2 separate regions of the Homo sapiens genome follow, and region 2 is linked to region 1. The links are chromatin contacts, found by Hi-C or POLR2A ChIA-PET in ENCODE. All regions are on one chromosome and are shown on one strand. The core of a region is the stretch at or near the end of the contact, and the rest is flanking DNA. Distances in the headings are between cores, read along the strand shown.

The links. A loop is a pair of places that touch in the nucleus more often than their neighbours do. ChIA-PET counts read pairs that join two places held with the same protein, here RNA polymerase II (POLR2A). Pooled maps may share reads with other maps.
Region 2: a loop to region 1 is called in a map of posterior cingulate gyrus, with 23 times the contacts of the local background. The contact joins the promoter of ARNT2 here to the promoter of CTXND1 in region 1. A Hi-C loop is called at or near these places in 1 of 168 maps with a recorded cell type or tissue (posterior cingulate gyrus) and 1 of 50 pooled maps. POLR2A ChIA-PET finds 5 or more read pairs at or near these places in 1 of 52 experiments (H1).

What each region holds. Positions count from the first base shown.
Region 1 is chr15:80,250,937-80,253,667 of GRCh38, forward strand. CTXND1 (cortexin domain containing 1) reads right to left here and starts at 1,277. Exons shown (of 3, transcript NM_001352888.2): 1 at 1,071-1,277.
Region 2 is chr15:80,402,944-80,405,643 of GRCh38, forward strand. ARNT2 (aryl hydrocarbon receptor nuclear translocator 2) reads left to right here and starts at 1,439. Exons shown (of 19, transcript NM_014862.4): 1 at 1,439-1,603. The coding sequence starts at 1,573. It overlaps ARNT2-DT (ARNT2 divergent transcript), which reads right to left and starts at 1,253. Exons shown (of 6, transcript NR_184070.1): 1 at 1,048-1,253; 2 at 559-642. RefSeq lists an enhancer at 870-1,370.

The sequences.
Region 1 (2,731 bases), core at 27-2,526:
TAGATCCCCTAGTTCACTGGATACATATTTTATGGAAAAGGGTAAGATTGTATCACAGTGTTAATCCAGAAACTCGAATCCTCTGATTAGAATCAGAGGAGAACTGAGAAGAACCTGCCGGCGGATGCACGAGTGGGTTAGAATGGAACTTCTCCCCACGAAGGCAGCACAGGCTTCGATGGAGCTTTTTTCCTGGGTCCCGAGCCACATCCTGACAGGCCACTGTGGCCCTATTGCACGCCTGGTGAGGCGGTGCATCAGCTTGGATTTTCTAACAGGTTCTTTTCCAGAACTTTTGCTGCGGGCACGGAGACTCTTACCAAATTCGGCTCCATAATACATTCCCCAAAACATTAGAACCCAGGATAGGTCTACGCCTCCACTGATACGGAAAAATATATGAAAGCGTGGATTAGGGTTTTTGCCACAGATGAGAACAAAATCCAACGGAGACTTGACATTTCTTTAGAAAGGCTGCCACCAGCAGAACTTTCCCCAGAAGTTACATCCGTGCTGACCTTCATCAGTTACATTGAGAAAAAATCTGTTCTATGTGACTGTCAGCCACAGGAGAGGGAATTTTAGGCACTGAACGTGACGAGAAGGACTTTCTAACTTTGATTCAGTTTCAACTCACACTCCCCAAACCCCTCAATGGCAGAGAGGCCGAGGATCCCCGAATGGGGAGGTGAGGCTCAGAACAGCGAGGGTGCCTGAGCACAGCACCACACTCTCCCGGTTTCTGAGCCCCGAGCCCCGCAGTGGAACTCGGGCCGCTGCGACGCGGCTCCCGTGCGGCTCCCACCGAGGCTGCTGTCCCCTGCCGCGCGGGTCCGGCCCTCCCCGCCGACCGAGGCGCGCCCCGGGCGCAGTGCCGCCGAGGAGGGGATCGGTCCCAGTGTCCACGCGGGTCTCCTCGCCGCCGCGGCAGGGCTCGGCCCGACTTCAGCGAGCAGATCCTCCGCCTGCGGCCGGTGACCCGCGCGACGCCCCGGCGGCACCGACAATGCTGTGCTCCAGCCCCGCAGGCGCCGCGGCAGCGGGTCCCGGGATGCTCCCGCGGTCCTTACCTGGCGAGGCCCGTCCCGTGCGCTCCCGGGGTCCTGGCTGGGCCGGCGCCGAGCCCAGGGCGACCGCGGATCGCCGGCTACGGCGTTTCCCGGTGACGGGGGCGCGGGCTCGCGGGGCGCGGGGGGCGCTGCCCAGGCCCGGCTCGGCAGGAGTCAGAGCCCCCAGCGGCGCGGGCGAGCCCGGGCCAGCAGCCGAGAGGGGGCTCTGAGCGGAGCCGCGGCCGTCCTGGCATTTTAAAGGCGAGGCAGCTGGACGCTGTTCAAGCGGAAACGCAGAGAGAAACTTCAGCCCCCGGGGCAGAGCGTTGGCAGCGAGGGGAGGGGGCCCAAGAGCTCCTTGCAGGCGCACAAACCAATCTGGGCTATTCCAATATGCTCTTCAAATGCATTTTCTTCAGATATTCTCTTTACAGTTAAAAAAAAAAATCCCCCCAAACAACAACGACAGCAAAACCCTCTCAAAGCCTTCTCCTGCAGTATGCTTCATAGCAAGCCAAACATTTCCATTAAAGTTAGGGGCAAGAGCAGGGGGCCGGTTTGGGACGTCTGGTCAATGCAATCAGACAAGAGAAGGAAATAAGGTGTAAAAATACTGAAGTTGTGCCTTTGTTAAAAAAATATATATTCTATATGTGTGTATATATGTATATATATTATATATATGTGAAGCGGGAGAAAAATGATTACTGTTTGCAGCGGATGTGATTGTGTAGTTGGAAAGTGCAAACTGAAGATTGTTGAAATAATAGCCTTTCCAAGGAATTGGCAGGCTACAAAATAAACATACCAAATTAACGGTGTTCTTGTGCACTTACTAACCATTTTGAAAGGCAAATAAAAAATCCCATTCTCACTAATAGCCAAGCCACAGTAGCTAGGAAAAATAAACTTATCATGAAATGTGAAAGAAAAAAAAAAAAAAACAACCTTCTCTACTAGGGGACTAGAGAAGACTTGAATCTATTATGACGCACGCCTTATTCTTGGGCAAGAAGAAGTAAACACTGTAATCCCATCATGTCCTCTTTATCTGTCAATTCAATGCCATCTCTATCAAATTCCAAGTAGAATTTTCTTTTTAACTTGACATGATTCTCAGTGTCATGTGGAAGAATAAAGAGACCAGGCAACAAAATGTTGATAAGGAAGAGCATAAGGGAAGCTAGCCCTGCTGGATATTAAAATGAAGAAATGCTTGCATGCATAAATGAATAAATGAATAAATAAAATACATTGTTTGAGTGCTTACTATTTAAGGAAGTGCTCTACGTGGATTAATGCATTTTATTCATCACAACAAGCTATGATGCAGGTACTGATACTGCTGCCATTTTCAGATAGGAAATGGAAGCCCAAAAGTGTAAGTATCACACTTACACTTTTGTGTAAGGTCACACAAGTAGGAGTAGGGGATCAGGGGTTTGATGCAGGCGTTCTGCCTGCAAAAACTATGCATCTATGTGCTTCAACCCCATCACACGACACCGCCTCTGTCACAAGGCAAAAACCAGCACATTACTGGTCCGGACATGACTGTTCAATGGAATGGGATGAAGAGCCCAGAATTAGAAGTACATGAGAAACTGTGGTGTTTAAGGTGGTACTTCATGTTAATCAGATAGATAGTTTTTATTTTATTTTATTTTATGTTTGAGACGGAG
Region 2 (2,700 bases), core at 189-2,688, 150 kb after region 1:
TGTCTTCTTTTTCCACCTGTCCTACTCATGTCTTCAAAGCCTAATTTTCATTTTCCCTGATCACTCCACCTCCTCTCTGCCCTCATTCATTCATTAGTGACTACAGGCTGGAGATGCCAATTTCAGGGCTTCTGCCCTAAGCCCCCAAGGGAGCTGTGTGCTTCTTGAGTGCAGATACTTTGTTTCACTCTTCCCCACTCTACCCCCCAAACCAGAAGAACAGAGCTCCTGTTTCTTCCTTTCCATGGTAGGCCCAACACCTGGCTTTGTGCCTGGCACACAGCAGACATTCAACATTTGTAGAACTGATAGACTATTAGATTAGTAGTGACAAATACTCCCCGAAGAAAATGCTTATTTGAACATACATCCCAAATTTTCTGCCCTCCAGAAAATGCTTCCTTGGAAGGATTTAAGACAGTTTGATGTCTCTGCAAACATTATCTGCGTTTAGGGACCAACTTGCCCTTCTCAGCGTTCACCTGGGATGTCTTTATTCTTCCATTTAACCTTTACAGGGGACCCCGATGGTGACGTGTCCTTCCTAGGGGCCATTACCTCTCTCAGGGATCCTAGTGTCTGGTAGAAAACAACAGCTCCAAGTTCTCTGCATCCAAACTTCGCCAGGATACGCAGATAAACCTATTTAAAAAAAAAAATCTTTTTAAATTCTCAACTTGGTGGTGTAAATAAGGCCCTTGCAGCGCCCTCAAGTAATAATCAACGGCAGTCATTATGGAAGGAGGGTAGAGATGAGCGCCTTACTCAAAGCCAAGACATTCACAATTTCTCGGGCCGGCTGCCTGTGCCTGGGCGTGTGCACTGTGCACTCCGAAGCTGTGTGCGGCGGTGGCCTTGGAGGTGCGCGTGGCCTTAGGAATTCCCGCGGTCGGGCACCCTCCGCTTAACACCGGGCCGTGTCCCCGGCCTGGGAGCCGAGCAGCGCGGCTCTGGCATGCTAAGTGGGCAGCACTGGGGCGCCTTTGTTCCTCGCGGCCGTCTCCCAGGACCGGCTTCCCTCTGAATCTAAATGGGCTTCTCCCTCACCCGCTCCGCCCTGGCCTCCTGGCCTGGGCACGGCGCCCCTGGGTAAAGCGCGCCCGGACACCTGGGGCGTGGGCGTGCGGGGGCAGCCCGGGCTAGGCGAGCGCGGGAGAGGCGCCTGCGGTCCCAGCCCGGCCAGGCCCGAGCACCTGCGCGAGCCCGAGGGAGCGCCCGGCCCTCTGCCCCCGCCAGTCGCCGGCGCCCAACTTGGGGGTCCCGCCGTCCGCAGCCCCAAGTCTCGCGGTGCTACCGCTCTGACCGGGGAGCCGCGGGCCGGGCGCCCCCCGCCGCGCGACAAAGGCTGAACCGGGAGGAGGAGGCCGAGGAGGGGGAGGAGGAGGAGAGAAAGGCGGGGACGGCGAGCGGCCGCGGCGGCGGGGAGAGCGGAGGGAGCGCCGCCCGCCCGCGCCGTCCTTTGTGTGGCGGCGGCGGCGCCTGGGCCTGACCGGGTCCCCGGGGCTGAGCGCCGGGCTCCGCGCCGCCCCTCCCGCGCCCCTGCCAAGCGGGCGCCTATCCTCTCCGAGCAAGATGGCAACCCCGGCGGCGGTCAACCCTCCGGGTGAGTAGCGGCCTGGGCCCCGCCGCCCGCCGCAGCCCGCAGGCCTTGCCCGGGGCCGGAGCGGACCAGGCGCGCCGGGCGCCCCCGGGGGCGCGGAGCCGCAGCTCGGCGCGGTGGGTGGTGGAGCGGCTGTCACTACGCGGCAGCCGCAGCATCAGCACCAGAGCGGCATCTGCATCCCAATCGCTGCCCATCCGGTCCCGGGCAGGCGCCGGTCCGGACCCGCGGGCGGCCGGACGCTGGCCTCGCATCCTCGGGAACCCGAAGGGCAGGCCCGGGAGCCCCCGAAGTTCTGAAAATAACCGCCTTTGCCTTCCCCATCCCACGCATTTTTCTCTTCCGGTCCCGGCTTTTGTGGCATCACGGCGTCAGCCAGTCCTGGCTGGTGGAGGGCTCCGCGCTGACGGAGGGAAAAGTTTGGAGCTGGGATTCAACAGGGTACAACTCCCGGGACTCTCCCCTGCCCGCCCCGCCCACTAAGCGCTGGTCCTTTGCGCCCTTTGCGACTGGCTGCTGTGTGTCCTAACCCTCCGGGGGCACAAAACACCCAGCCTGTGGTCACCAGCGTGGAGCAGCCCTGGTCCTGCCCAGGTGACATCCTCTGCTTTCTGGTCTGACCTGTCCCCAGGGTGCAGTCTGTGACAACTGAGCTCATTAGGAAATATTTCAAAAATGGAAGAGTTCTTGATCAAGTGGCAACATTGACTTGTTTTGGTATTGTAGTAGGGAAGTTCCGTTTTCACTGGGAAAGTTCCCTACCTGATGAGCAGGGTGTGGGAGAAGAGAAACGTGAACATCTAAGCTAGTACAAACTTTTGGGTGTTGTGCAGAGGCTGCTGTGGGCACGGCAGGTTGCTGGGTCCCTGTGGAAGATGCAGGGAGAGTCACAGAGGGCGGCCCCCAGGAAATTCCCAGCAGAGGGAGGTCATGTGTTGGAGATAGGGAGGGTCGGGGGAGGAACAGCAATGCCTAGCAAAGAAAAGTGTCTCTCATCATAGAATTAGGAATGAAAGATCCCTTTCATCTAAGGCGGCCAGGGAAGGCTTCTGGAGATTGGACATTTCGGCTGAACCTTGAAAACGGGAATGTTTGAATAT